2 separate regions of the Mus musculus genome follow, and region 1 is linked to region 2. Evidence: chromatin loops called from intact Hi-C (ENCODE). Cell type or tissue: left cerebral cortex. All regions are shown on one strand. Links, peaks and the distances in the headings refer to the core of each region. The heading gives the core; the rest is flanking DNA.

Region 1 (16,229 bases), core at 3,568-11,567, 270 kb after region 2:
CACTGATCTATTTTTCCAATTGTCTCATAGAGACAAGAGAAGATTTGGAAAAAGTGAGTCCCTGATCATTTGTAACCTTCAGTTCTGTTTTCATTCAGACCATTTTGACAAATGTTCCATAGTCAAGGAGTTTCATGACATCAGTTGAGTGTCTACAATTTATCTGACTTTTGATGCCTTCATACTGCAGAAGAGCTCAATCTCACAAATAGTCCTACTTCAAATAGCAATTGCTTGTTGCCATTTAGACTTGCCCGTCCATCTATGTATATATCCTCCGAACCCCTCATGCTGGGTAAGTTGTTGCATACCTCACGGAACTCAGGGAAGTTTACTTACCATTACTCATTTATCTTAAGGGATTGAAGTGAGGTACAATTCAGTGAAGTCACATATGTGTTAAGATGTTTTGGAAGGCACCTGGCTTTCATTCCCACCCTAGGTCACATGCTAAGTACCATATTCACTTAGTACCCTGGAGGATTTCTGAACCTCATAGTTGGAGGACATTCCATTACATTCATGGTTAATCGGGCACTAATGATTGCTGTTATCTGAATGTACCTCTCCCATTCATGTTGAAATTGTGATCAGAAGTGTAAGTGTAATAAGTAAGACTTTAAAGAAGTGGTTAGATTCGTTGGATCAATATTTCAGAAGCTACTGAGGCAAATTAAGTTTATTTCACAAGTAAAAAGAACATGAATGGGTTATGGGGACAGAAGAGTAAATATGCACCCTTTAAATATTGATGTTGAAACTGCATGGGAAATACTTATGTAAGGTAGAAGGTAGACTGTTGTAAGCACTCCACCCTTATAGACTAGATGTGATTATGGTTTGGTGAATAGGATTCTTTGATAAGTGTTCAACTCACTTTTCCCTTTTACCACATGAGTAAACATCAAGAAACTACTTATCAGACAATATATATCAATGTCTTAAACTTGGACTTATCCTCCAGAGTTTTTAGAAAATAATTTTTGTTCAATAACAGTCAAGTCTCAGAAATTTTGTTACAGTTGTACAAAAATGGACTAAAAATGATTACTGAGCTGGGGGTTGTAATAATTGCTCAATGTACTTTGGAAACATGTCTAGGTTACATACCCAATACTACAAATATGGAAAATATTGTCACCTACTTAGTCTGAAGAACAGAAGGCACAAGGGTCTAACCCACTAACCATATCTTGGTGGTTTTGGCATCTAGCCAACTTCTGGAAGTTAACTACACCACCACCAGTACCACCACTCCTTTATTAGCATATGAAATGATTGAATCAGTATTCTAGACTCTAGTGTTCTAGGATGTTCTTGTATAAGGACTAAATCAAATGCAACAAAAGATCCTCTTACATCCTTGTCACTCAGTAAAGTATGAGGGCTTTGGGGACTGTACATGAAGTCTCAATATGTATTTCTTGTCATATCACTATATTTGGCCATGCTTTGGGAATCCATCAAGTACTTCTATGTCACTTCAGAGAAGGAATGAAACCTTGGGTCTCTCTTTATATCTGGCTGTACACTCAACACTTGTTTAGTGACAGACAAAGGAATTCAAAGAGCTTCATGAGTGTAGAGATGAAATAAAGCACTGTCCACTTGTTAACTATGAGTTTAATTCAATAGACCCATGATGTGTAGAGCTATCTACCACACTTCAAAAGTTGTCAAATACATGAACTATAAGGTCCTTTTTATAAGGCCATTGGCTTGGGCAGGGGATGGAATGAACTGGTAGAAAACTAAAACTCATACAGAACAGACAGTACAATCTGCTTTATTTTCATTAGATTCAGCACTAGGTGACAAAAACTCATTACATTATGACAATTGACTATTAAACAATTAATTATACACAGGCATTGATTTTTGCTTCACTTGTATTCCTTTTCTATTAATGTAAACTACTTAATTTCTTAATGAAAGTCTCTAGTATATATAACATAACAATAAATTCCCCCTTGAAACCTCCACTCATCCACTGAAAATTTTATCCTGAATTGCTACTGTCTAAAATTATTTCTAAGTTTCCATTTATTTACCAAAAGAATAGAAAACCCACATTGTAAAACTTGTGTTTCTTAGAAGCAATTTCCATTCCCTTCTTCTCATCATGGAAAACCATTCTTGAGTTCTTTATAAGCTTGTCATTCCATCACACAGCTGCTGCTCTGTTTTCCTAAGTGATGGTCATCAGTAGTGGACAGTCAAATTCTAGGGTATGCTTTCAGCGAACAAATGGTGTAGTGAGATGTTGCAACATAATAAAATGTTCAGAGACTATGCAGACTGGAAAGTTCTTCATATAAGTTTTGGGACAATGACAGAGGAGGGACAGAAACAGACCAGGCTCCTGCAGGTGGAAGAGAAGCCAAAGTGAGGACAAATGCTGAGGTCGGAAGCAGTATGCTAAGATGATTTACTTCCTGTCAGCAATAACAAATAGCAAACCCAAACATTTTATAATAATATGACCTGTCTTCTCTTCTGTTTCTTCAGTTGACAAGTCTGGCATGTGAGACTGTTTTGGATGAAATCACAGTGAGACCATTATTTGCTATGATGCTCAGCTTCATAGAGGTCCTTCTTTTGTTCTTTTCAATGAGATAAGTCATACTCATTTATGGCTCCTAGAAAAGTTGACTCAGAAATGTTAGAGATAAAACAATGATAAGTAGGCCAATGAAGAAATGATTCCAGGTAGCCTGAAACCCAGCAGACAATGTAGCTGTTGCCTAACAAACACAGAAATCTACATTGTATGCCAGGTTCATGCCCCAGACCTGGATGTTCAGCCTGCAAATTATCCATACAGATTAACATGTCAAAGTTGGTATGTGTCTTATTTACCATAAGAAAAGAAAATGGAAGTCACAATTCCTGTGACTTACCAATAGGTGAAATTTCCTCAAATAATTCGATTGGTGGTCATTCATCATGCTATTTTTAAAATGACTATTAAAGGACAAGAGATGTATGGAAGTACAGATAGGGACATGATAGATATCATTTAGGAAGATGATACATAGACAGCTGGATAGAAAATGATATCTTCATGGGGGAAAGAGGAAGACAAGAAGTAAAACCAATCAATGGCTCAAATATTCTCTGTAATGTTAATTGACTTCATCCTTCATCAAACTCTGGATGACTTCCAAAACTGAATGAATGAATAATGGAAAATTAGATGATCTGAAAACTGTGTGTGCCTATGTGTGCATGTGTGTGTTGCTCTACAGAAAGCTATCGTTTCAATAACCTTGTTATGGGTACCATAACTGAAGCTAGATGATGCCACCAGAGACCCAGTAGCCAGATGTAGCTGCTGATTACCAAAGACAGGATCTACACTGGCTACTGAGCCACTGAGGGCACCCTAATCCTTCTGAGAGTTAGACAATTTGTAGCCTTCTGAAGAGAGATTCTGGAAGGGAAAAAAAAAGATGTCAATTACAGAAATTAATGAAACAATACAAGAGTTTTCAATTGCATATTTTTCTTGTGCTCTGAATATATATAAACCTTAACTACCTTTAGATTCACTTCCTAAATTTCTAAAACACAGACAATTATTTATTAGGTATTTTCTTCATTTACATTTCAAATGCTATCCCCAAAGCCCCCTATACCCTCTCCCCGCCCTGCTCCCCAACCCACCCACTCCCACTTCCTGGCCCTGGCATTCCCCTGTACTGGGGCATATGATCTTTGCTATACCAAGGGCCTCTCCTCCCATTGATGGCCAAGTAGGCCATCCTGTGCTACATATGCAACTAGAGACACAGCTCTTGGGGGTGGGGGGTACTGGTTAGTTCATATCATTGTTCCTCCTATAGAGTTGCTGACCCCTTTAGATCCTTGGGTATTTTCTCTAGCTCCTTCATTAGGGGCCCTGTGTTCCATCCAATAGATGACAACACAAACAATTATTAAAAGGTAGCATTTATGGAACTATTCTAAGTAGTACTTCATTAGTTTGTCTGTTCTAAGCTGTCCCTCTACAAAACAATACAGGTCTAAGTCACTAGCTAGGTAAGCTCCTTGTTGATCAAGTCATTAATTTTTCCTAGAAATACTTAAAAATACTCACTGAGACACTTTTCTGAATCTTTTCCCAGGCCCCTGACATTTGGGACTGAGAATCAGATTACAAAAAGGGTAGAGAAAAATAAGAAATTAATCCAGCAGAAACGAGTCATTCCATAACATAATAAATAGTTGAGAGTAATTGTACTGTTTTGAAGGTAGTTGAGAAATGTGTGTCTGAAGGCTTGATATTCATGCAGTGTGCAAGAAGCATGCATACACATATCTGGGGGAGAGAAAGGACCCTAGGGGGTTGAACGAGGCAACTGTCCAAAACCAAAGCAGGAAAATGTCTGATTTGAAATAAGCGACTTGATCTCAACATTTCACTTCCATGGGCAATGGCTGCCCACCCCCTATATTTAGGATCATTTTCTAATATAAATAACCATATGACTTTGCTCTAAGCATATACACCTTAGAGTTCTGTATTCTTGTGGTTGAAAATTCTGCAACATCCACTTAGAAAAATTTAAGAGGCTTATTATCAGAAAGAAAGTTCAGAAAGGCTCCCAACTTTCAAATAGAACAAGTTCAATAGACTTGCAGCTGGAGCATACAGTGATAATCAAACATACGCATACTACAAAGAAAAGTGGCTCAGAACAAAATTGTTAGCAGTAAAGAAACACAAGCAATTTTGTGGGAGTCACCGTGTGCTCTGCTCTTTGAGGGAGGACAGAGTGGGACTGACAAAGGAAGTAGACTTTTGTTTGATTGCTCCCCCTCTTTAGCAGTTATAAACTAATCTTATCTATATTTTACAAAAGAGCATGCATAATGAGATGGAGAGGGGGGGGAGAACATTTGTTCAGTTTTGGCAAGCTCTTACCCTTACTATAAAATAAAGCATTTGTAGAGCACACAAATGCATATCTCACAACACTATACAACTATGCCTAAATCATCTTTTATACATAAAGCTAACCGAGTGAGACATGGGTTTAGTTTGGTTACTTCTAATGCCACAGTTAAACAGATGATCATTTATAAATCTTAGTCCATTTTAGCTACAGCCTGTAGACTCACAGAAGAGCCTAGCAGGGGCATGTGGATTTCCCTAGGAGCAGGAATTAGAATAGACTCAATGGATGTTCTGGAGGTGGGGGTAGGGCAGGAACAGGAGGATTGGGTGGGGAAGGAAAGGGTATGCATGGTTGAGGGACAAAATATGGAGAGAGAAACAGCTTGAATTGAGGAACATTTGAGGGGCAGTGTTGCAATCCAAATGCAGTTTCCAAATAATGGGGGCAGATGCAGTGCCAAGTGGTCATCTCTTGTTATCAAACAAAGCTTTCAGTACTGGAACCAGGTTACATCCAATTGAGTTGTTGGCCGAAGGGGAAAATACAATCCTCATACAAAACAATCCAGGCTTTTGCCAAGAATATAGGAACAACAATATGAACTAACCAGTACCTCACCCCCCGAGCGCGTGTCTCTAGCTGCATATGTATCAGAAGATGGCCTAGTCGGCCATCAGTGGAAAGAGTGGCCCATTGGTTGTGCAAACTTTATATGCCTCAGTACAGGGGAACGCCAGGGCCAAGAACTGGGAGTGGGTGGGTGGGTGAATGGGTGTGGGGGACTTTTGGGATAGCATTGGAAATGTAAATGAAATAAATACCTAATAAAAAATTTAAAAAAAAAACAGATGACAAGGCCCCATTGCTGAAGACAGTACCTACACAACTCATTGAGTATGGAGAGGTAAAGCTAGTACCTACATAGAACCATCACCCCATATTCTAGTGTCTATAACACATTATTCTGAAGGCTACCAAAAAGAAACATAGACATCAACCCAGCCACAAACCTTTGATCTGCAATCTGTTCTGCCTGCAAAATATGCTAGGGCAGTGGTGGCACATACCTTGTGGGAGTAACCAACTAATGTTTGATTTAAGGCCTATTCCATAAAATGGGACCCAAATCCCATACTACTTGAGTGACCAGAACCAGAGACTTAGCCCAGAAACCTAGGGTAAAACCAAATACCCCTGGTCTAAAATAATGAAAAAACACTGTGACAAAATGAATCCTGATGACATTCTGCTATACTCATAGATCAGTGCCTTTTTTATTAAGCTTTTACCAGAGATGCTGCTTCCTGCAGTAGACAGAAACAAATCCAAAGATCCACAGCCAGACATTAAACATGGAGAGAGACCTTGAAACACAGTTGTAAATGGAATGTCCCTACCAAATTTCTCCCCTCAGAGCTCAGAGAAGCTTGCAGAAGAGGAGGCAGAAAAATATGTAAGAGAGAGACGAGATGGAGGATACCAGCAGAACAAGGCCCTCTAGATCAACTAATCAAGGCTCATATGAGCTTACAGAGATTGAAGTAGCAAGCATAGGGCCTACACAGGTGTGCCCCAGGTTCTCTGCATACATATTATAGCTTTCAGTTTAGTATTTTAAGGGACTCCCAAGTGTGTGTGCGTGTGTGAATGAGTCTTTGATTCATGTGCTAGCAGCCTTCCATTAACTAAAGAATGCCATCAACTTCTGTCACAAACACATATATGGATCTGGAAGAGCATAAGACAGTTCATAAATTTAACAAAGTCGGCATTAATTTAAATAAAATATCTCCCACTAGGAGGACTTCATGTTAAATATTCTTTTAAAATGTAAACATATGCATGGAGAGGGGAAGGGAGGGGGCAGAGTGAGGACAAAAACAAACGTTGGGAAGCACTAAGCTAGTGATTACCTTGATCATGGGTGATTGGAATTATGATATCAGCACAGATGTTATATATTTCTAAACTCATCAAACTGTCCACCTGAAGTATGTACTGTTTTTGCTTATCATACTTCAATAAAGCTGTTCAAACACACACACACACACATACACACACACACACACACACACACACACACGACTCTCAAATGGTGAAGAATAAAAAATCTAATTAACAGTAAGTATAGACTAGGGAAGCAATTCATTCATATACACACAGTATGCCCAGAGTTAAATTATGCTGGAGCATAAACCAACCTTTTAAATACAGGTGTCTAATTAAAGTACATTCCTGTGAACTTGGATTCCTTCTGCATTACGTTAGAGCACTTGAATCAGGCGATCGCCATAACCAGACAAGTGGTGGCAGCCTGTCTAACTTTTGCATACCTGAGGTCCTGTGACTATATTGACCAAAAACATTTATACCAGCTGATGGTCACTTGATCCTCACATCTCTCTATTTAGTAAATTGCTCTACAAGTCAGCTTGAAGTTTGAGGTGAACATTTTCTGGGACATTCCTGTTCAACACACTTTAAAAAAGACATTTTCTGCCAAATTAGTCTAGCCTGAACAGGTCTGGGAAGGAATCAGGTTGGCACAAGATCCTACAACAGGCTTCTGAAGGTGAAACCTCTTCCAATTAATAAAGACAGACTCAGACTAGTTTTGGAGAATAATATTTAGCAATTAGATACATGCCTTTAATCCTTCTGAATGAAAAAAAAATCATTTCTAAAATAATTACTGGATGAGAGCATAAGTCATTTTTGCTTACTAAATACACTGAAAGAGAAAAAAACAAAAAGATAGTTTTAACCTGAGTTATACACAGTCTTTTGTGGAAAAATTCTAGAAATCAACTGCCTCAAATCCATTTTTTCCACTTTCTCCCTCCTCCCTCCTCTCTGGAAGAAATATGTAAGGCAGTTTCTAGATATAATATCAGCAGTGTTCAAGGCAGTGAAGAACCCCTGTCCTTAAAAGGGGGAAATAAAATTATTTGCATCCCATTAATGATAAGAAAATAAGGATATCAAATAATTGTTTTCTGAACCTGTAAATAATAGAAAAAACTAAAATCAGTTCCTCCAAAAACTGCTAGCTTGGACTTTGTTCAATCACAACTTATTGCTGGCCTTTACAAATTTACTCTCACTTCTGAGCCATGTGCAGTTTTCTAAAGGTATTAATATGAGCCTAACGTCATAGGCTGTAGGTCTCATTTATATGTATTAACCACAGAGTTTCTCTTTTGCTGCCACTATGACTCCTTACGCCATCCAGTATTTTTAGGATACTGAATTTTTAGTTCTTCTGTTACTCTTCCCAGACAAGTTCTACTCAGCTCAGACAAGCTAAAAAGAAAGCAAGTAGCAGGTCTTCTGAGTGCTGCCTCGGCAGATCCCTCAGCCCATGGAAGGCCCAGTTCTAGGCCTCCTAGCTGGTAAGAAGGATGTTTCTTTAGGGCTGGCATTGTGATGGCTTAGTCTGTGTTGGTCAGAAACAAAGCCACACTGCTGTGACACTACTGGTTTAGAATTGTGATACAGGTGCTTTGAGGTAAGAATCAAGTCTCATTCTTGGCACTTGAGGTGTCAGAAGCATCTAGTGAACAGTGGTCACCTAAATCTACCAGACACCAATCAATTATAAAATGTCTGGGCACCTATAATATACTTCAACACACACAGAGACACACAAAACCCCAACAGACGAATATCTCCATTCAGGATTGTACCTGTGTATGCCTTTATCCACTTAACAGCATAAAAGGGTCCTAAGGTAGGGCAAGGGGCACTCTTAGGAAGACTTTTAACCTTCACTACAGTCTGCCTGCCCCACAAGAAGTCTACTATAAAGCAAACCTCACTGTGTACCATACCAACTGATAAGAGTTCTGTGGTTGTATGACAATTTATTTTCAACTAAGACTATACAAATGCTATTACCACAAAGGAAAAGAGGGAAAGACAAGCTAACAGATGGAGTGTGAAGATTTGGAAGCACCAAATTCTGATCATTTTAAAAGGATAAAAAGCCAAATGTATATCATTGTACATGCAGACTCTACTTGATAAAGCTGCCAGCTATAAGAGGCAATGCTCAGCAAAGAGAAAGAGGGAAGAAAAATCTGGGAGAAAATTGAAAAGGTAAGTAAGACTTAGCGGTCTGAAGTGTATTGCATAAAAGGCAGTGGGGATACCAGTTGCTTTATATAACCTCTAGAGAATGTGAGAAAGACAGCAGTATATAGCTCTTACTTACAATCAAGTGTTTGCTGCCAAAGTTGTTAAGGCTGGTTGCCATGCAGTGAAAATAAATCTGCTTTTTTTTTTAATTGGCTCTAGAAACAAGTATTTTGTTGGAAACAGCTTAGTATAAACCAAGGACCATGCCACATCCTGACAATAGCATTCTCCTTCTGGCCTTAGTTTAGTTGTAGATGCTGAACTGTGCCCATACTGACCCTGGAAGGGTTTTCCCAGTACATGGCCAGTTCTGGAAATCAAAAAAAAAATACGTAGAGAAACACCATGAAGTGAGTCAGAACTCAAAGTTAACAATTGAGAAGGGTAGGGCTGGGAAGATATTTTAAAAAGTCTCTAAAGTGCTTGCCATAAAAGCAGGAGGATGTGCATTTGGTTCACCGAACCAAAGTTGGAAAAACATACAACAAAGTGTTTGGTTATAATACTAGCAACTGAGAGAGAGAGATGAAGACAGGTGGATTCTTTGGGCTTGCTAACCAGGGAGCCTCCTCTAATTGATGATTTCCAACAAGACAAGGTCTGAAAACAAGGTGGACAGTATCCAAAGACAACACTGATGATTGACCTCTGGCCTATGCACCACACACAAGAGGTAAACATTTAAAAAAAAATGAAAGATCTACTTTCAACTGGAGATCATTTATTGTTATACTATACAATATACAATATAAAAAGGAAGGAGGATACTAAAAAGGGTCACTACTAGTGACGAACTACAGGGAATGTCAGCCACTACAACAAAACTAGAAATATAGGTAGGAGAAGACAAGTGCCCTGACATTCCTCAGTAGAGACATCAGCTTCTTGAATGGCTCTGTAGAAGATGAGGATTAGGAGGTGGAGAAAATCTGAAAGGTTGGGAAGGGAGGAAAGTAATTTTTGTGGGCTTAATTTAAAAAGTTAGAAAAGGTTAGAGTCCAGAACACACAGCAAAGCAAGGACTATCCCTAAGCTTGGAGGAAGGCAAGAGAAAAAGGAAAAGTCTTTCTTTCTGTGCAGAGAAACAGTGGCCAACTTCATTACTAGGTTGAAAGGGGGAAATGACAGGAATAAAAATGCTGTTTATATTGATGGTAAGTAACACAGGGGAAATCTGGTTCCTCTTTCTGTGAGTGGAAGAAGAGGTCAGAAGAGGTGTGCCTTGAGAGACTTAGCTGAAAGTGAGGTGGGGTTGAGGGGACTGCCAATATGCTCCAGGAATGTAACTATCAGTTAAAAAGGAGAGGCGTTAAGAAGGAAGGGATGTAGCTCAGTGGCTACCTATCATGTGTGAGGCGCTGGCATCTATATCAAGCCACTCCACTCCCAACAGAAGGCTCTGCATTTTTTCCGCAGCTGAAGTTGAGGCTCCAGGTCCCAAAGTCCAAGTTTATTCTCCTGCTTCCTATGGTAGAAAGACTGTCTCAGGTTTTCATGGGAAATAACTATTCATTTTCTGACACGTTCTCTCTTGTAAACCTTATTCAGACGATCAAACTCTTTGTTGTTTTGGAAACAAAGTGGAAAAAAAAGGCCCAGACATGGCCATTCTTTCACTTTCCAACTTTAACAGTGGTAGCAATAATACAGAAATCCTACACAGACTGTTGGGAGCTGCCATGCCCATCACCACATTTCTTCCTGTCCCTATAAAAACTGGCAAAGAACAGAGTCATAAATGATAAACAAGCAGTAGCAGATGATTTGGCCAAAATGAAACAAAGGAACAGACTTTTCACTGACTGAGTTTCATTTCCAGACAGAATATTACCTTCCTTGTTCACCTTTATTAATATAGCCCCTAATGTTTTTAAAGCTAAAATACAGCTGAGTGATTCTCCAAACATGGACACAACATTAAGAGACAAGACCTCTCAAGATCTGAGAAAACAAGCTGTGTTTTGTTTTCAACGTGAGAATAGGGAAAGACAGAAAGCAAATTAGGAAAACTGTTATTTACCAGTACACCAAAGAAGCTACAAAACAGTGTTTCTACTGGAGCCCTAAACCAGGATACAAGCCACAAAACAAACACAAACACAAACAACCCCACAGTTTTTTGACTTTACTACATATGAAAAAAATTGCACACAGCATTATTTCCCTCTAAACATAAAAGGTTCTGAAAAACCTAGCAGACAGGCAGACTATTTTTTTTCCTCTCAGAGTCTTAAATTTGCTTGCCCACAGAACTCTTCATATACTCCCTCAATACATGTTTGTTAAGTACCATCTCAGAGTACTGGAGGCTATACTTGGTCCCTGTATAGTTTATCACATGAGCATCAACAAGTTTGGGTAGCAAATTATGTAAGAAGTTCTCTGGAGGCAATTTCCTCAAAACCAAATAGGAGAAAAACTAAAAGAGATAGTGAGGGACACTGAAAGTGACAGGTACCTGAAGAAGAAATATGCTATCAACATACGCCAGGTGAGAAAGGAGTATACCAATACATGGACCAATTTTCCAGGAGAAAAACTCAACAGTACCTGCCTTCACCTATGGCTTTGTGAGTCATTGTCAGCCAATTATTTATTATTTAGTATCCCTTTAGAAAGAGCTAGAAATAATTACAGGATTTTATTCACTGTGTTATATTCCAGTTTTGAATAAAGCCATAGGGTACCACATGGAATTAGACTACCATTTCAATGTCCCTCACTTTCAATGTCCCAGAGGGTCCACTCTAGTCTCTACTCAGTACTGTTCCAGTAATACAGACTGATGTGGATAATTACACAGGCAATGCTGATGTACATAGAGCTGGGCTTTCTCTGAGTCTCTGAATCTTATAAGAACCTTTGAAAACTAAGCACTTGTGGTATTATCTGTTTATAGATGGGGAAACTGAGGCTTACATGGGGGTCTTTTTTTAGGGTTTTACATATATAAAAAGAACTCTTAAAGATCAGTGAGCTAAGAGTCTTGGTCAAATAGTCACTGATACAAGTTTGGGAAAGTAGCAAGGTGTATGTAGCAAGTAGCTAGAGAGAATGGAGACAATTCTGACCAGAGAAAGAAACACAAGGGTTCCTGTGATTCAGGAAACAGCTTGGCCTTTCTGAGCCCCTTTACTCTTCAAACAAAAGGAAACAATTCTGATCCATGTGAGCAAGGAAAGGCTTGTACACAATGAGATAGGTACCATATAACCTCAGGCTAGCTTCAGAAGCTGCAGCCTTGCTGCATGCAAGCCCTACAGTGGTGGCTAAGTTCATGTTTATAAAGCCAGCAGATGGCTGTCCCACCAGTGTTGGGGGAAAGAAACACTTCCTGAAAATGAATTTAAATGACAAGGAGTAGTGAGAGATAGGACAGTTACAGATTATATTCACTGTTCAACTTTGGTTGGTCTTCTACACTAGAAGTTCGGTATTTCAATACTCAAACCATTAAAACTCTAACAAGTTTTACTTTCCAAAGACAGGATAATCTTGATTTTGCCAAATAGGGACATTTTCAAACCCTCTATCTACTGTAACAATGATATCTTGTTTTCTTCCGATTTTTCTAAAACTGAGAAATAACCAACTCACAATAAACCACACATAATTAAATTAGATGATTGGGAAGTTTGCAAAACAGAATCACCCATGAAACATCGACATAAATAATAAAGTGAAATTATTGACTAGATATGCTTTCCTTTTGCCCTTTTGCAACCCTGACCTCTTGCTACCCACCCCTCTGTTTGCCACTTCATACAATCACTCCTGCAATTTCCACAAAGCGTTTCTAGAAATTGATGTAAGCAGAATTACATAGAGTATCTTCTCATAAGTAAGGGCTCTTCCTTTTATTTAAAGTAGTAACATATTACATTACTGAGCAGTATCCATTGAGGTACACTGTTGATTTGTTCACCCATTAACTTGCAGTTGGACATTTGTGCTTTTCTAGTTTTTGACTATAACTAATAAAATTGCTATGGGCATTCACATACAACATTGCTTTCTTGTCTCTCTAAATAGGACATCTGGGTCACATGGTAAGTATGTGTCTGACATTTTATGAAATTGCTAAATTGTCTTCTAAATTGTTTCTACCATTTCACATTTCTTCCTAAATGTCACCGAGAGCCCCAAATCTCTGCATCTTCAACTTCTACTTGCTGGTCAGTCTTTTTACATTTCAGCCATTCAAACAGTATGTAGTTATTACTTATATTTCCCCAATGAATAATGATGTAGAACACCTTCATGCACTTATCTCCAATATGGGTATCTTCTTCTGTGAAGGATCTGTGGAGACCCTTTGCTCATGTTTTAATCTTGCTTTTTTTTTTATTATTGAAAATGTCATCAGCTTTCATGAATGGTTGAAGACCAGCTCAATCAGATTTTACAGAACTTATGGTACACAAGTAAGTAAATAGCCACAAAAGATTTTTCTAAAGCCCATGCTAAGCTAAAATATTCTGTTGTTGATGAGCTTGAAACATCTTCAAAGCTTGAAAAGAATTTAATTATTTATATGACCAACGCTGAAAGATCCAGAACATAATTAGGAAATGAGGTAATCCTATGTACTACATGATATCTAAAAGTGCCCCTTGGTTATTCCTCAGAAAAATTACCCACTTTTCATCCATAAGTCATACTTCAAGTCATCTACTAATCATACTCTAGTCTCACTGATTCTAGTTTATAAAAATAATTAATAATTTTTCAAATTCAGACCAACATCCAAAAGTAAATAAGGTTAAAACCTGTGTCACATTGTTTTTCAAATGGTGGCAAATAAAATGTGACCTGCAAACAAGAACAAGACTTTCCATTGAAGATGTGCTAGGAGCAGATAAATTCGTGTATGGCTCTAGGCATTGCTCTAAGAGAAAATAGGCCTTGGTTCTGTTGTATGGCACCATCCGGTCAGAGCTCAATTGTTACAGTTGATGTGGGTTTCCTTTTAGATGCCTGGAAAATGACTCTGCTGACCACATCCACATTCTGAAATACTTTTTGAGAACTTGTAACCAAACTGTAGGAACTGACTCATTTTGCAGTGCCCAGCCACCACACAATTGTTTCGAAGAGACTCAATTCAAAGGCAGAAATAGAATGCAGGCAGAAAGTTGTCTGGATTTACATGGCAGGAGAGGGAAATTTCAGGGAACATACAAGAAGGACCAAGGACAGGAGATTAGGCCTCGGAGGAAGGAGTGAGCACAACACAATGCTTACAGACAATGTGTGCTGTTGTCTTCAAGACAAGAAGGTAGCTCTCTATTTCTAGAAGTAGATTCAGTAGAGAGATGTACGCAGGATGATTCATACAAAATGGTGCCTTAAAAGGCCATTCTTGAATTCCTCACTCTCCTCAGTTACTCAGCAAAGTGGTGCTCAGTTCTAAGCAGTCACTTGATTCATAGGATGGAAGCAGGGGTGGGGCAGCATGTCCCAGCCACCAGGGAGAATAAAGGGCTGACACCTGGGCTTGAAAGCAACGGGTTCTTCACTCCCCTAGGACTTCCCTACTTCCTACATGTCCATTTCTTCATCTTCCTTTTGGTTCCCTATGCAACTCATCCAAGGAAATAAATGTGCTCATTAAGTCCTAAGCATCCCCATTTCCACACTGGGATCCTGAGCCAGGGCAGGGAAGGATGAAAGGCAGCAATTGTGTCCTTTCTCCCCCACGCCACACTGTTCTCAAAGTATTCGTTTCTCCTTACCCACAAGTGAAACAGATTAGTCCATTTCAGCCTGAAGCAATGATGCTATCCCTCCCAGCTGAACCAAACCAAAATGACAAAAGAAGTAACTCTTTTATGCAGATGGGACTCTTGCTAAACAAGAATATAAAGGTTAACAGGAATACATCACTAGCTAGTCAGGCCAGATGATATAGAGTTTGGACAAGGGTTCAGATATCATGAAATAACATCCACTCAGGTAAGATCTATGAATATCAAGCTCCATTTGTTGTCAGGCTAGATCTAGTCTAGTTGTCTATATAATGGTGTGTATATGTTTTATGTCTGTTCTTACCCATGCCATGTCACTTAAAATGCAAACTCCCAGATGGCAGTAACTATATATACTTTATGCACAAATCAACGCTTTCAGTATCAGATTACAAAAAAAAAAAGCAAAACAAAAACAATTAGGAATGGCAAGTACTTACTTTTCAAAACAACTTTAAGAGAAAAGATATATGAATTCACATCCTTCCCAAGTGATTTTATTTTCTTAGGTTCCATTTTTGTCTCCAGTTGTAGTCAGTATGCTTTAACAATTCCTAAATTGTGAGAAACATAATTATGTTTAAATACATATGTTTAAATACACACACACACACACACACACACACACACACACACACACACACATATATATATATATATATATATATATATATTAGAGAGAACTGAATATAGAACATAATGAAAAACCTAAGCTGATTCAAGTTATAAACAAAATGCTCAAAGACATGCTGCATGAGAAGAGAATTACAGGTAAACATAACTAAAAACATGGCACCATTAAATAGTCAAGCTCTTCACCTCTCTGAATACACAGGAGAGGAAGAACTACCTACATTGAGCTCCTTTGTCTTTGTTTACTAGAAGCTTCATAATAATCATCATAACTAGAATCATGAAACCATCACTTTACCAAAGGAAAGCCTCCTACAATTTGTACCCACCCTGGGTTTATACAGTGTAATGGGGGTTTGCCTCTTTAGATTACCTATCACACATATCCTTGGAAATATCCCTCTTCTTCTAGTTAGTAACTACCGCCTACCTTCTAGAAGCATTTTACTATGGAAAGCAGATTCCTAAATAATCCATCTTCATGTGTCCATTGCAGTTCTCTTTCTTCTGAGAATTCTTTTTATTTAAACTATTTTCTAAAGATATCTTTAGGGAGGCTTCTGTTAACATTTACTTTTCTGTATAGAAATGATTTGAAAGTTTAAGTGGTATGAAATCATATTTATAATTTAGCCATAAAAGAAGGAAGTCAGTGTATCCATCCAGCCATTTTTGCTGCATAGATTTCCCTCACAAGTCTTTTTTTCTCCATTTAAGCAAGGAATCTGATTGACAGAAAATGTTTAAATATTGTGTGTCTGTCTGTGAGAGGTATAGTGGCTCCCGAATGACAAGTATCAAACAAAAAACC
Region 2 (16,229 bases), core at 4,153-12,152:
TCTCTCTTTGTTCTAGCTAATTAGTAGCATTGTTCACCTTTCCTGGAAATCAGAGCAAAGAATTATTCTGGTTCCTATCTCTGGCTCTGAACAGTGGTGTTACTGGGGAGCAAAACATTAGCTGAGTTTTTAAGGGCAATGTAGACACTCTCTTTGAAAATCACCTGGCACACAGCCAGGGCATGAATTTGGTGGGAACAAAACAAAATCTTTTGTGAACATTGGTTTGCTTAAGTGTCCAGGACTATAGACTAGCAACAAAGGCCATGTATGCCATTAAAGACTGAGAGCACAACAATTATTTATTGCGAGTGTATTATATAACTGGCACAATTATAACTTTAATTCCCATTGATCCAATATGATAAGTATGCGTGTGTGTGTGTGTGTGTGTGTGTGTGTGTGTGTTTGGTTGGTTTGGTTTTGGTGGGGTTTTTTGCCCTAGGGCACTTGTTATTAGGTTTAAAGTAAATGGATTTTAAAGACCTGAAGTTTTAGAACTACAGCCAAGTAGATATTGGACAGTCAGGACAAGATTCTAAAGGAGAATAGAAAGAACCCCTTCTGTTATCACCAATTAAAATAATCTGAATAACAAAGAATATAGCGTCCATTCCCTGACTCTATGGCATGCAACTTCTACCATTATATAAAAGACAAACAATAAATAAACCGATTTCTACTATTCACCATACCCTACATGAATGACAAGCAAGATACTCTTAATGACCCTAGCCTTAAGAGTAGCAAAAAGAGAAAAAAATACCACAAGATTCCAAAGCTAGACCCGACTCCTGTCCTTAAAGAACAATCACAATCTGTGAAGTCCAGTGACATTCAAAACAGAAGAAAAGTTCATACCAATTACTCACACAGAGTTACCTTGAGATAAATTAATAAGGCCTCAGAGGCCTCTCCTCAAAATACAGGGCCCTTGGAATAAGAGAGTAATAGTTTGTATTAGATTTTCCAGAAGTTTTTTCATTTCATAAATAGCTCTCATCTTATAGTGCAGGAAGAAGCTAAAGACCCCAGTAGAGTGGAGCATAGTGTGATAGGTCATAACATCTTGCTGAGACTGGGCATGGTAGAAAGTTCTGGCAGAAAAAATTCAAAGAAAGAAATTCCAACTGGAGTGCAGTCCTGTGGCAGTAGGGGGGGGTTCCATATAAGAGCATGAGAATTCATGGGTCAGGTTCATTTTCAGTAGGAGGAAATTATAAAGAGGTCTTGCTTTGATTTGTATCAAAGTTGAACTTTGGTGGTGACATTTGATGGTATGTGTGGTTGGGGCTCAGGTACCATCTTTAAAAGAATCTGTTCTATTCATTTTCCTTTGAAATATTTCTATCATAGATGTGTTGCAGAACTTGGAATGAAAGAAGTCTCAGGAGATGTGATTTGTGGGAACATTCTTGGCAACACCCTGGTAAGGATATTGCCATAAATTTCTCCTGGAAATGTGGGTGTTTCCTCTGCTTCAGGGCACTTGATGACAGCATAGGTCTACATATGAAAGAGCAAGGTACAAGTAGGCACAAGAGAAAATTAGGAAAACATCTGGGTGTGGTTTTCTCTTGTCTTTTACCAGGTTGGTGGTAGCTCTTGTCTTCCTTGGTTTCTACCCATCTCTATGACAGATGGGTGGCGTCTTTTGTGTGTGTGTGTTTTCCTGTTATTTCTGAAACCATAGGTAATTAAAGACATTGCCACAGCAATTTGCCACACACCCACTCTGATGGCTTTTTCAGCCTGCTACAGGCTTATTGATTCAGAACAGTGGTAGGCTGAGCTAACAGTGGTTTTATATAGTTGAGAAAACAAGAGAGAAAGGAGAAGAGGGCAGCTGTAGAAACAGCTCTCAGAGGAGTAGTTACTGTTGGATTTGTGGTAAGGGAAGCAATGGAAAGGACCAAAAAGCTGAGAGTAAGCCTTCCAAACAACCCAAGAACTGCAGAGCAGCTTCATGCAGAATTTAAGCAAAAAAAAAAAAGCCTGGGTATATACTGTGTTAGCATTCTGTCCAAACTCCACCCCACAGTTACCTGGCAACTGCCAGGTATGCTATGCCCCATAGTTACTTAACAATAGCCAGGTAGGCCTGACCCACTATAAAAGGGGCTGCTTGCCCCCTCCTTGCCCTCTTGCTCTCTTGCTTTCTCTTTCTCTTCCCTTCTCTCCCCTCTCTCCCCTTTCCCTTCCCTTCCCCCCTCTCTCTCCACATGCTCATGGCAGGCCTCTACTCTTCTACTCCTCTACTTCTCCTCTCTCTTTCTCTCTGTCTGTCTGTCTGTCTCTCTTTCTCTCTCTGTCTTTCTCTGCCTCTACTACCCCCTTGACTCCCCTCCCCATGCCCTTAATAAATTCGATTCTATACTATACCTATGTGTGGCTGGTCCCTCAGGGGGAAGGGATGCCTCAGCATGGGCTGGCTGAGGCACATCCCTTCCCCAATCATTGACTATACCTCCATAGAACATTCCCCCTTTCTTTATCTTTTTATAAACACATCATGCTGATTCACAATATTAAGTTTTGTATTTGTCATGTAACTATTTAATGAGAATATGTAACACATTCTAGAAGATACCCTAAAGAATATACAAATATTAGCTTGCTCAAATCATCGCAAACATGTAAAGTAGGCACTGATACTATATTCCCAAGTTCCTGAGTCATAGAACTATATACATCATCTTACCCAAGTTGTACACTATCTATGACATCTATTTTGCTAGTGTGCTAATGAAAATGCAAATGGAAGTACTTAGTACTATAGAATCTTGTGTAAGAGAAAGACTTGTTTTTTGTTAGAATGATTATGGTTACTACTTGCCATTGTTTTTCCTCTTATAGTTCTTGGTAATGGCTTCAGCATCTGTGAAGAAATACCAGCAGTTTCAATTCTGGAAGTCTCAGTTTAAACTCTGGCACTATTACTCAGTAGATATGAGACAGTGGATATGTTATGTAATATCTCCAAGTCAACTTCTTTTCACTTTTGTGACAGAGTCTCATTATTTAGGCCAGGCTGGCTTGGAAATCATTATCTTTCTGCCTCAGCCCAAGCTGAGATTACAGTCGTGTTCCACTGTGTCTGCCCTTAGTTTTTAAAAATATAACATCACGATAATAATTATCTACATTATTGGTTGTTAATAATATTAAATAAGGATACTTTGCAGCACTTAACAAATCACCTGGAAGACAGTAGTTGTCCAGTAAATATTTGTTGCTCATTTTACTATTTGTTGCAATTCAACTAAATTTTTATTCTTCAGATTTTTTTTTTATTTAGTGCATTAGTCACTTATATACAGGGATTTCCTGGTGACACTGATTTGCATTTATTTATTGAAGAGCCACTAGGTTTCAATCTATAGGTGAGATATACCATTTAATTCTGAACTTGGTGTAGCTGTGGGTTGTTTGTTTGTTTGTTTGTTTTTGTCAGTGCTGGAGATGGGACCCCAGATATTGAGTACAACAGAGAAGTGTTTTGTAACTGAACTACATCCCCAGACTGATGATGTAGCTATTATCTCATTGTTAATGATGTAGGAACTGAGGCTACAAAGATGCAATCACTGTTAGTCTACATGGCCACTCATAGGAGATTTTTCTGACCAACATACCAGTGTTCTTTCCAGCATTTTTTCCACCATCTCCTCACACACATGTCTTAGGCTCTCTAATTGAGCAATGTCAACCTACATTCTTTAATCATTTGCTATGCATGTGAGCAGATTCATACTTTCCACATGCTTCTTCAGGAAGTGATGGGGAATTCAGCTGGTGCCTCTCCCTCCCATCCATTGTCCTCTTCATCTCACATTTTATGCTTCAAAGGCCCAGCAATGCTTTCCTCCTACAGTTGAAAACCAGATAATTTCCTATTTGGGATTTTCAGAGAATAATAAAGTTAACAAAAACACAGGATTTTATCTATGAATATGATTTCTTACATCACCATCAAGCATAAATCCATGGATCTCACCTTTGTAGGCAGTGAATTTGGTTTAAAGACAGAGCATGGCCCCTTACCTTCAGAAATAAACAGAAGAGCTGTAGTGGGCTGATGGGTTTGAAGTTGCCTAGTTGAAGTGGCCTGTACATTATGCTGTACAGAGAGCTCTGCCTGCAAGTCAGGCCTGAATCTCCACCCAAGGACTCCTAAAGGGGAAAGACTCCTTGGGTATAGTGATGAACCTGTGGTCCTCTAGTACGTGATTCCAGATTGTTTTATCTTTGTAGTCATTCGACACTTTCTTAAACAGCTGCTGTCTAGAGTTGAAGTGCAAGTCTGGTATTGGTATTGTTAGTGTTGTCTCTGCCCTCCAGGTATGGCCTCCCCAGTTTTTGGGTGTGGTCTTCCACTAAATACTAACTCCTTTTGTCTCCCAAATTACATTAAAACTTGTGCTGGTGGGTTTTTTGTTTGTTTGTTTGTTTGTTTTACATCTGGCTTTGTGTTTGATGCTTGATAAATGAATCTTCCTGGAACTCTGAAGTATCAGTGAGTCTAGGTTCTTTTGTGGCTCTTCTTATGCTAATGGGGTGTTTTTAGAAACAAATCCTTAATCTGATAGATGGAGATTAAAAATCATGGGCACTGGTAAACATTCTGATACCTCTCAAAGTATACTATCTTGAATTATTTGATTTGTGATTTTTGCATAAACAGTTATATGCACATTTGAAAAAGATCCTGGAAAAGTGGTACAGTGTGGTGATTATGTTTACGGTTTGGGGAAGTAAAATGTACCAATTATAATTTGTGGTTTTCATTCTGTTCTGTCCTAGTGGGTCATGTCTGTGTATTGTATTTTATTTCTTTTATGATCCCCCAGACTAGACTCTTGTCAGAAAGGGAAACTTGGAACAGAGAGCTTGAAAGAGGGAGCAGACAATTGAAAAGAGGCTCCACTAGCCCATATTGGTTCTTGAACAGTTCTGTACAGCTGCATCAGTATGGGTCTTAGCTGTGGTTAACATTACTTCTGATCCTTAGATACTATGAATCTGCTTGCCTTCCCACTCCTCATTCTGTCCCAGTGACTAGCCTTCCTGAATGTTTGTGGCGGTGGAATGTGAGAAACAGATGCAATAGACCTTTTCTCCTTCCCATCATAGCGAATTTCCTTTGATAGATAAAAGACAATTCTGACTTTAGCAGTGGGTGGTTTTATAGTAGTATGTAGTCTTGCTTCTTCAAATAAATTCTGGTTTTAAAAGAGATCTTCACAATGAAACTAATATTGTATACAGGTATTCCCAGGAGTGACCCAACTTTGCTAGTATGACATATAGAAAGCACCACCTAGGAGCTGAGCAGTGATTATTCTGTGTGATTAAATAAACAGAAGTCGTGCCTTCTCAGGGCCCTTGATTTTGATGTTGCTTCACGAATGAACAGTGTTAAAGGTGGTGACCTGGGTGCAGGAAGAGGATAATGACATATCACAAACAGCAGAGTTGATCTGTCCTGAAGTCAAGGAGGAAGAGGTGGCAATGAGCCCTGATGTTTTTCAGAGAGGAAATATGTGACTTAGGTCCAGTATAGACCATCAGTTATGTATCAGGTGTTTGGCACATGACATCTGGGCCTTTATTTCTTGTCATCAGAATATTGTATACTCAAGAAGGAAGATAAGGCCAGACATGAAGCCCTGAGGGAGAGTATCAATGCATAGTAAAAAGAAAGGTTGAATGAAGACTTCAAGTTCATCCAGGTCTACCTTACTATATAGCAACTATGAGACCACAGGCCACACTTATAACCCCCGAACATTGCTTCACCTGAACAATAAGGATGTGAGTTCCTATTTGTAGGGATATGGAAAGAGTGCAGTGTGAGTTGTAGGCTGAGTCCTACACAGGAAGAGGCTGACAAGAGTATTTTGTGTGTTCTCTTGTAAGTGCTCACAGAGAAGACGAGGATGGAAGCAGCAGAAGCAAGTTAGGTACTGGAAAGGCTATAAAGAAAATAAAGTCTCAGCCTGACTGATCCTGCAGGTTTCCATGAGGGAGGGTGTGGTGGCCAGCATCAACTCTAAGCATTCTTATGTTGTCTGTGTTTGAGAAATGGCTCCAGGTTTGTCATGGGCTGCTAGAAAATAAAGGGATGTGATTTCTCTCTTTGTTAGGTTTGATGCTAACAAAGGTCCCCAGAGAAAGTAAAAAGAATAAGACAGTTATGAGGCCAAGAAATCATGACATCGACTGTGTTAGAAAAAAAATATTATTGTTGATCAAGGACATGCAACTGCACTCAGTCAGGGTCAAAATACTGGCTAACATCTGGAAACTTCCATAAGAGAGTACACTCCTAAACAAACTACAAGTGAGTTTGTATTGAAAGCCTGACCAACAGAAGAATATTAAGGTATGATAATCTAAGGGAAGCATAGGTGTTCCCCTTGACAAAGCATACTGCTCTACACAAGAGAGAGAATAGAAATACTGCCCAGTCCATACTCTCAGAAGCCTCTTTAGAATCACCTTTGCTGGACGGTATTTTTTTTCTAAGAAAGCTCACCTACCACAGACATAGGATTTTTAGAAGTTAAATTTGCAAGCTAGTTCTAGCAAAAGAAAGCTAACACTGGAAAGAGCAAGCAGGTGTTTCTCAGGGGACTAGCTTTGCTGCAAGTGATTCCCCAGAAGGTATTGGAGAAAAGAAATAATTCTACATCCCAAATTCTCAAAAATCAGAGGGAACTTGGTGTTGGGCAGTGGCTCTTGACCTGTGAGTTACAATTCCCTCGGAAATGTTGAATGATCCATTGACCTGGGTCTCCTAATACCGTCAGAAAACATAGATATTATGTTACAATTCAGTACAGTGGCAAAATTACAGTATAAAATAGCAATGAAATTAATTTTATGGTTAAGGGCCAACAAACAGGCAGACCTGTACTAAAGGGTTGCAGTATTAGAAAGGTTGAGAACCTCTGGTGGGTAACACAACAGTCTTCATGGGTAAAGACCTTGTTACAGTCATACATAAAGAAACAATGATCACTCGATGTTAGAGAAGGATGATGTCTTGTTACTTTTGTGATTGTTCAGTGGCTTTATTTTATTTTATTCCTTTTCCACTGTTTTGATGAGCTGAGAACATCATGGCCTTTCTGCCAGTAGGTCCATTTCTCACTTTCTCTACTTGTCAGCAGAAATGTATTTCATTTTCTCAATGGCACCCGCCCTTTTCCCTCATCAAAGTTTAAAAAACAGCCTTATTTTGTGGCTGTGCAAATTTTAAGGATATGCCAGTCCTTGTACCACATGGGATATGTCAGTCCTTGTACCACCTGGGATATGCTACCAAAACTCCATAGGAAGTGTTTTTAAATTTTAATAGCAAGACATTCTCTGACTTAAAAAGCTGTAGTCTTTCTTACCACAGATTCTGCACTTCTTTTGGGTTTTAGGAGGTATGCAGCCAAACTTGAAGCAGCTTCAGGCCCAGTGTTTGGGTCCACACCTTTACACCTGCTTTTCTCTTTTGGACACTCTTTTTTTTCCCTTCCTTCTTTTCTTTTCTTTTCCTTTCTTTTCTTTTCCTTTCTTTTCTTTTCTTTTCTTTTCTTTTCTTTTCTTTTCTTTTCTTTTCTTTTCTTTTCTTTTCCTGCTTCTCCTCCTCCTTGTCCTCCTTGTCCTCCTCGTCCTCCTCGTCCTTTCCTTGTCCTCCTCCTCCTCCTCCTCCTCCTCCTCCTCCTCCTCCTCCTCCTCCTCCCTCCTTTTCTTTCTAATGGGTGGTAATAGTTGGGGATTTTTGCAGGCAGACAGCAGGGGTCACCATGGAGCTGTGCATGGTGGAGAGGTCTCTTACAGTTGTTCTGAAATGGCACGGGGCTTAATTATGCGATTCAGATGTGTATTCCTTTTGCTCTGACTGTTTAAAACTTCACAGTATCATTTCAGTAATCAATAGATACAGTTGTTTGAAGGAAAGGAGAAAAGGTAGCTTCATACAGTGTTTTCAAAAAATCATGTCAAACCCTATGGAACTCTGAAAAAAAAGTGGTTACAAAATGTGTTTACTTAAATATTGTGAAATGAGGATGGAAATTCGAAGGGCAGGGTATTTGTCATCTACTCATGACTAGCAGATGGCCGCCTCCTCCTCCTCCTCCTCTGCAAGCCGAGTGACTCACATTGTACAGGGTGTGCAAAATGAAATTTCAAAACTCTACTGAGAAGAGGTGGCAGTGCCATAACTTGATGCTGGAGGAATGTGCCAGCCAGATGACTTTGCCAGCCAACATTTTGCCAAAGACTCAAACAAAATGTCTCTCACTGGAACGAGTTTGGATGTGTGTTCAGTCCATCATATCTGAAAGGATCAAGGATATGCTTCAGGTTGTGCGTGAGCCTGGGTGCATTTGAAAGGGAGGGTGGTCTGCTTTGCCAGACCAGATCTGGGTGGTAATCACTGCTAGCAAGGTGAGTCATGTCAGATGCACTCACCTGTTTTTGTTTGTCAGCCCGAGAATGGTGTCAGGTCTGCCTCCAGCCAACAACAGAACAAAGTCTGGGCTGTTATCAAAATCCTCCAATAAATGGGAGTCAAGTTTACAGATGATAATTTAAGTTCAAAGTTCTCTTTTTTTCTCTTTTGTTTAATAAAAAGAAACTTTGGCTCTGCTATGCTTAACCAAAACACTAGGTTGTGTTTTAGGTAATTATATTTGTTTAAAAATAGAGTCCTAGCCTGGTGGACAAATGCACATTTGACTTTTAGCTAGATTCTAACTTTCCTTCATGTGATAGTCACCAGGGGTGCTCCTAACCTCACATGTTCTAAATCTCCTGGTGTTTCCCCTTGGGTGAAGTCCCTTGTTCTGGTGGTAAAGAAAAGCCTTGCAGTTTATACCTGACTCTCTTTGACTACTTGCTCTGAAGGAAGCCAGTTGTCCTGTAAAAAGTCGGACTACCCCTAAACTACTGTCCTTTGTGGAAGCCACATGAAGAAGCTAGATGAAGAGGGAAATGCCTGAAAAACATTTAGCTGTTTCTCAGATCTTGGCAGATGAGACAGATGTGGCTAAAGAATCCATTTTGGATGTCTCACTCAGTTGAGTCTCCTAATGACTCCAGCTGCCATCAGAGTCTAACCACCTGGGAGAAACGAAGGACCACCTGGCTGTGCCCATTCAACCCACAGAATAATTGATCCTTAATATATTGTTTTTAGTCACTAGGCTTTGGGGACTTTAAAAAAAAACAATAGCAGATAATCTAAATATGAGGGGAAGGGAGGAAATAGCAGGCTAAAGAGGATCTCTCTCTCTCTCTCTCTCTCTCTCTCTCTCTCTCTCATGTAGGTATTAATGTTGAATGAAACAATTCACAATTGAATGTTTTCATCCTGGGTTTTCTTACCAATTCATGGCAGCCATTTCACTATAGCACTAGTGCAGCAAATTTCCCAGTAGAGTTCAGTTAAATCCCGTTTACCTGTCTGAATCATATTTCAGACATTGAGCACTTCCACAGGTCTCTCTGTTTCTGTGTATCTTGTAAGCAAAATAAGACTGTTTTTCTGTTCCAGGTTACATTTTCAAGAATAGCTGTGTAATGCAGTGTTTTGCGCCTGAGAAAAGGCTAGAAATGTTTGTTTTTCACTTTTAAAAGATCTATATTTTCCTAAATGTGCAGATGCTACCTGGCCATCTCCCCAGCACCTTATGAGAGCTCCTCCCCAGGAAACATTCTCTGATGTGCTTGCAACCTACTCTCTGATCCTTCCTGAAATTAATTACCGACCCAGGAGTCTTGTATCTTCTCCTACCACCCATGCAACCATATTCTGTTCAGTTATAAGTAGACTAAACTCACATATCTCAATTTTTTAGCACAGGAAGAATTCACTGTACCAAGTCAGCTTTTAAAGGTCTAGGAATTAAAATAATTACAAGATGCTAAGAACTATATTTCAAATGATAAGTAAAACCCCTCTGCCTTCATCTGAAATCCTAGATATTTGAAATATTCTCAGCATTTATAATTTAAAGTATGTATTTCTTTACTTAAAAGGTCATATATCTGAGGTATTGAAAAGTGTAGAATACATTAAACTTTAGCTATTTTTGATGAAAGGCAAAAACCATTGCTAGAAAAACTAATACTAGATTCCATGATTTTGTGTGTGTGTGTGTGTGTGTGTGTGTCAGTAACCATAACTACAACTATGTACAACTTCCAAAATCTGGTAAAGCCACTCCAGCCATGTTGAATTGCTGTAAATTGTGTATATGATTCAAGAGAACAATATTTTAAATAATTTGATAAGCTCATTTATTGACTTGACTTAGAGAATGGGAGGCAGTGAGTGAAAGAGGGTTCAGGGAATGAATAATGGTGGTGGGAAGAGAAGCCATAATCCTAACCCCATGGTTTGCAGATAGATGGAAATTGGGCTCAGTTTGCAGTGGGCCTTCTGCATTAATTCTGGCACAGACTTCTTCCTCAAAGATAAATACCAGTTTTGGAAGTAGGGGCTCTAGTGACTAAGAACATGGTATGTTATAATTTTATCTACTCTCCATAGGGCCCAATTTCTGCATTTTTAAGGCAGAGGTAGTCATAGCACATTTCCAAAGGCTGTTAGGAAAAAATCAATGAACCATGTATTTAAATTTCTTACTTTTTACATAGAAAGTGAGTAATAATTTTAGCAATAGACATTATTGAAAAATTTCTAGAATTAGGGTTTCAGGCACTTAATCAAATATACTTATTTTCTTCCATGGAGGCTTTGGTAACTTCTTTACATATTTGAAGGAGGTAAGACAGGGAGTACAGCCCATTCTAAAGGATTGAGTTAATACTGAGTAGGATCGATGTGTTAGAGAATCCTATTACTATAAAGCACTTTGCAAATACTGAGATTTTTGCAAAGATTTTGTCCTTTAATTATCAAACCCTTGTGTATTAAAAAGAAATTAACCATGTAAAAGTTTTGATCCATTCATACTTAATTAGTAAACATCTGGTGTTTTAGCAAGTATTTGATGTTCAAGCAGTTATTACATTCTTCCTTTCTAAGTTACTTTCTTCTTTATTATTTTGGAATTTTAGTTATGTGATAATCCATGTTCATATAAAAGAAGACTGCTTTCCATTAAAGTGTAAATTCTGTAAGTCAGGTAAATGGTACCTCAGTTTCCCTAGAGGTAGATGTAATATCTTCACTATCATCAATTGCCTCCTGGTGGATCCTGCTACTTTTTCCTAGCCAGGAACTGGTGGAAACTAGGACAAGCCCAGTTACTATTATTATTTGGAGAGATGAGGGCAGAGTCTCACTATATAGTCCTACAATTCACTATATATCTCAGGATGTCCTGAATCTCATGGCAATCCTCCTGCTTCAGATACATAATTCTTATTTTTCACAAATATTAACCATCTGTGAAGCATTTAATATGTGATTGTTACCTTTAACCACAATTGAATTCTGGCAACAATTCTGTGATGTAAGCATTATTACTCCCTTCTGTTGATAAGGAAATAAGCTTATAGTGTTTAATGCTTGTACATGATAGAGCTAGATTTGGAATAAAGCACATGTAGTTCATCTCTTTGTGTTTCATCTGGGGCTGAAATGACTGTAGTACCAGAGATTACCAGCAGTCTAGATACAACCCTGAGTTAAGCCAGAATCTAGTCACAAAAACAGGAATCCAAGGAATGAAGGAGGGAGAGAGCATAGCAAGGTGACCTAGCATCAAGCATATTCTTCCAGACCAAGCATTGCTTCTTAATTTTGACTAAAACATGGTAAGAAACCTGTATATAGTATGTGGGAAGGATAAAGGTAGTCCCTAAGTGCTGACACTTGATAGGGACCATGAATACTTTAAAAAGTGCTTCCTTTGCCTCTTCTCTATAATTAGCCATTTTTAGAAGGAACGTACAGATATTCAAGGAGATAAGTAAGCATGCATTCTACATATTAGGATTTACTTTACTTCCTAGAGACAAAAACATAATGACTAGTACCCTGAACACACAAGATCAATCCCCTCTCCAAAATATCTGATATGTATCTCAATAAGACATTAGAGTCTAAAATAGATAAATTAAAATAATTATGTAATGTGGTCAAGGAGAATTTATTTTAGGAGTGTGGAGTAGTTTCCTGTTCTAAAGTCCATTTTAAAAAATGAACCTTATCAATGGAATAAAAGCCAAACCACAAAATTGTCTCAATAGACTCCAAAATAGTATCCATTAAAGCTCAATATCACTGTGTGATAAAAATCATTTAGTGATCTGGGAATAAAAGAGCAACTTCAAAACAAACATATAATAAAAGACAAACAAACAAAAAATACCAGCTAATGTTATGCTAAATGATGAAATTGCCTGTGGCCATGCCAAAATTAATGCAGTAGATTTCATCTAAATGGTGAAATGCTGAAATTTCATCCTAATATAATAAAAAAGAAAATGTGTCCCATCCTCATCACAACTATCTTCTCCTCTAAAAAGGCTAGTCAAAATATTTAGGAAACAAACAAAAAAAGAAAAGGTATCAAACTGAAAAGGAACAATAAAGCTATCTTTGTAAGTGACATGATCTTCCTCATACACAATTCTAAGAATTATACTACAAAATCTACTGGAGTTAACAAATTCAACATGTCACAGGGTACAAGATCATTATAGGTAGTAGTTAAGTGTATTTCTACACATTTGAAAAAAGTAAAGTTACAGAAAGCAAATTATGAACACAATTACATGTATAATATCAACAAAATAATGAAAGCCTTAGCAATAAATTTAACAAAAGAAACACAAAACTTGTAACAATAGTATTGAAAGAAAAATTTTAAATACTAATTAAACTGGACATGATGGTACATGCCTATATCCCAGTACTCAGGGAACTGAGACAGGATAATCATGTTAAAAGCTAGTCTGAACTAAATAATGAGTTCAAGACCAGCCGGAACGACTCAGTAAAATTATGTCTCAAAAATACAAGGCTTGGGATGTAGTTCAGTGGTAGAGCACTTGCTTAACATGTTTCACTGTCTTGGATTCCATCCCTATTGGGATTTACATAAAATTTCTAAATAAGTAGAGGGGCCGTCCATGTTCACTGGTTGGAAGACTTAAATGTCATGAAGACAGCATTACATCCCCAAATGACCTGCAGGTTACATGCAAGACCTGATGCATAGCTGGCTTCTTTTAGAAACTAGCAAACTAATCTGAGATTCATATGGAAATTCAAGGTACCAAAAAAGCCAGAACAGTCATTAAAAAGTATGGTAAGACTATTTATTTAAGTGGAAGAAAGACATCTTTCTAAGCAAGTAGTGAGGGGACAACTAGAGAGCCACCCGCAGAAGAATAAATTGGAACTTCTTTCATTCAAATGGACCATGGTATAAATTTTTTAAAAGTTAAAATTATAATGTTGGATTTAGCAAATACTTCTTATTATACTGTTAAATGCACAAAAGGAAGAAATGAAAAACTACTTTTTTCTCAAAGGCACCATTAAGAAAGTTAAAAAATATAATTATCTCAAAATGATATAATATTGTAAATAATATATCACTAGGGATTTGAGTCAAGAATATAAAAAGAATTCATAGAGTTCAACAATAAAAAGAAAAATAATCAAATTTTAAATTGGACATAGTGTCTAGATAGACATTTTTTCTAAAGACCCACATATGGTGAACAACCACATGTTTCTCCTCAGCACTCATCAGAGAAATACAAATCAAAACCACAGTAAGATACATATGCACACTCAGTATGCACTCATGGACATACTACTTGAAAATGGAAACAAGCAAACATTAGTAAGAATGTAGAGAAATTTTACCCTTCATACTGTGTTGGTAGAAATATAAAATAATAGAACTACTTTACAGTGCATTTTGGTAGTTTCTTCAGAAGCTAAACATAGTTATACTTTTAATTAACAATTCTCCTACTTGGAGTTTTCCAAAGTGAAATGAAAAATACATTTTTCCACAAACTCGTTTTGCAAAAATGTTTCCAATAATGTTATGCATAGAGTCAATAGTATAATAGACACAAACCAAATTTTCATCAATTTATGAATGGATAAACAATGGGAACTAAATATTCAAACTACTTAAAACATGATGAACCTTAAAACTCAGTGAAAGAAATAAATCACAAAAGACAATGTACTGTATGATTACATTTATTTGAGACTCCGATAATTAGCAACTCTGTAGTGACATAAAGTAGATTAGTGGCTACTAGAAATGGGGACTCGTGGATTACAGAGTATTGAGCAGAGTGATAGCTAAATGGCACAAAATTCTCTTTGAAACAATAAGCATGTTCTAAGGTTGACTGTGGTAATGGTTGCACAATTCTTTGACTATACTGAAAGACAGTGACTCGTTTGCTCTTAATGTGTGGGTAGTATGGAACAAGAAGCATATCTGAGCAAAGCTGTTACTAAAAGAAAAAAAAGAAAAATAGAAATGAGAAATTAAAATGGTTCTTTAATCTGGATGTATAGAACAGCAAGCTATAAGGGCTAGGCAACATGGTACTTTGTGGATATCCAACATGGGCCAAGATGGTGAATGTTGAATATCCAGGGACATCCAGAAAAAAAAAATGGCTGACACTGGATATCCAGGAAACCCATAATTAAGCAGTGATGTACTCAGTTATATTACCATTTTTGGCAAATATCACTTCTGTGGTTTTGCATAAATATGAGTTTGAGGTCAAAGGAATGTGCCTTTGCCTTTAGCCTTCACCAGCATGTCATTTTAGGACTGCGTGTACCTACCTGAAGCCTGTATGACACATTTTCTGTGCCTGTGCCCACCTGTGTGTAGCCTGTATGTGGTGCCTAGATGCCTGCTGCTGACATCTGCATCCCTAGAGTTCAGTGTAGTACTGAATAAAAATTTGTCTTATCTGCCCATGGCTCCTTGCATACTTATCAACAATTTGTTCTCCCATGACCCCTTTCCACTTCTGGCTTCATAGCTTAGTCCTCACACTGATGCTACACCTGTCTTGGAGGTAGTAAAGATTGGAAAGAAAGCAACTACAATGGACACATGGGGAGGAGAGCTATGGCCTTGGCCAATGAAAGTTGAAGAGTTAGGACATTAAACTAGTTTCATGAAGGGCTATGATTTTAGTGAGAAGGAAGACTAATGTGGGAAACCACAACAAAAACTGTTACAGTCTGAAGTGTAGTGGATAAATGTTTTCCTGGCAATTCACAGTGATTATGAAGTCCTACTGTGTGATTAGAAGTCATCTTTATATTTTTCATAGTATCTTTGAAAGTCTAAGCAAATGCACACAGACACAGACACACAGACACACACACACACACACACACACACACAGTGTATGAAGCAAAAACTGGTCTAAAAAATGAACAAATCAACAAAAACTGCAGGCTTATAGTTATACACTTTAAATATCTTCTTTCAAAATATCAATTAAGGGAAACCATCAGGGATCATAAACGCAATAATAGCATCAGCCAACATGATTTTATAGAACATTCCATCAAACAATAGTGGAACACAGATTATTTTCAATTGTCTTCAAATACTTACTCCAAAATTAACCATATATGGCCTAAACAAACTTCATCAAATATTTAAAGCTAAAAGCATTTTAACCTGACAAAAATTAGTGCAGGGAAGAAAAAGTTTTTTTGAGTTCATGATTCCATGATACAATCCATCATAACAGGGGAGCAAAGGTAGTAGGAACTTAAAAGAGCTAGACACAGAAGAAGGAAGAACTAAGTGAAATTTAAATAAAAACCAAACAAACAGGAGATGGGAAGGTGGCTCCATAGGTAAGAGTGCTTGCTGTATAGGCATGAGAACCTGAACTCAAAATTTCAGCATGCATGTAAACAGCCAGGCAAAGTGTTCCAGCCTGTAATGCCAATGCTTTAAGGTACATAAACAAGAGGATTATGGGGACCACCCTAATTCCAGATTCACTAAAACACCTTGTCTCAAGGGAATAAGATGATATGTGGTAGGCAGGACACAACACAGCACATAAACACAACAACAAATCACAAAATAGAGAATTAATAAAATAAAAGCTTTCTTTGAAAGATGGTTTGAATTGACAAAATTCTAGCATAATTAACAGATATAAAAAGAGAAAATACAATCACCAGTAATAGGAGCAAAATTAGCCATTTCATACTATCTTAGTTTGGGTTTTAT

What was found. A loop is a pair of places that touch in the nucleus more often than their neighbours do. Peaks named below come from ENCODE experiments on the same cell type or tissue, not always from the same donor. Only the 100,000 strongest peaks of a DNase experiment are listed, where the experiment ranks them.
Region 1: a loop joins it to region 2, with 2.2 times the contacts of the local background. A loop is called at or near these places in 5 of 42 quality-filtered maps.

Annotation. Positions count from the first base shown.
Region 1 is chrX:19,143,591-19,159,819 of GRCm38, forward strand. It overlaps Mir221 (microRNA 221), which reads right to left and starts at 2,798; the gene lies at 2,704-2,798. It overlaps Mir222 (microRNA 222), which reads right to left and starts at 3,381; the gene lies at 3,303-3,381. Gm14636 (predicted gene 14636) reads right to left here. Exons shown (of 5, transcript NR_168020.1): 5 at 12,881-15,339. In left cerebral cortex, for the core only: no CTCF peak of the experiment used is centred there; DNase peaks (open chromatin) are centred at 8,502, 9,051 and 11,417.
Region 2 is chrX:18,874,472-18,890,700 of GRCm38, forward strand. No RefSeq gene overlaps it. Among named protein-coding and RNA genes, the nearest start is that of Mir221, 260 kb to the right of the region's middle. In left cerebral cortex, for the core only: CTCF peaks have their summits at 7,796 (motif pointing right) and 11,617; DNase peaks (open chromatin) are centred at 7,845 and 8,171.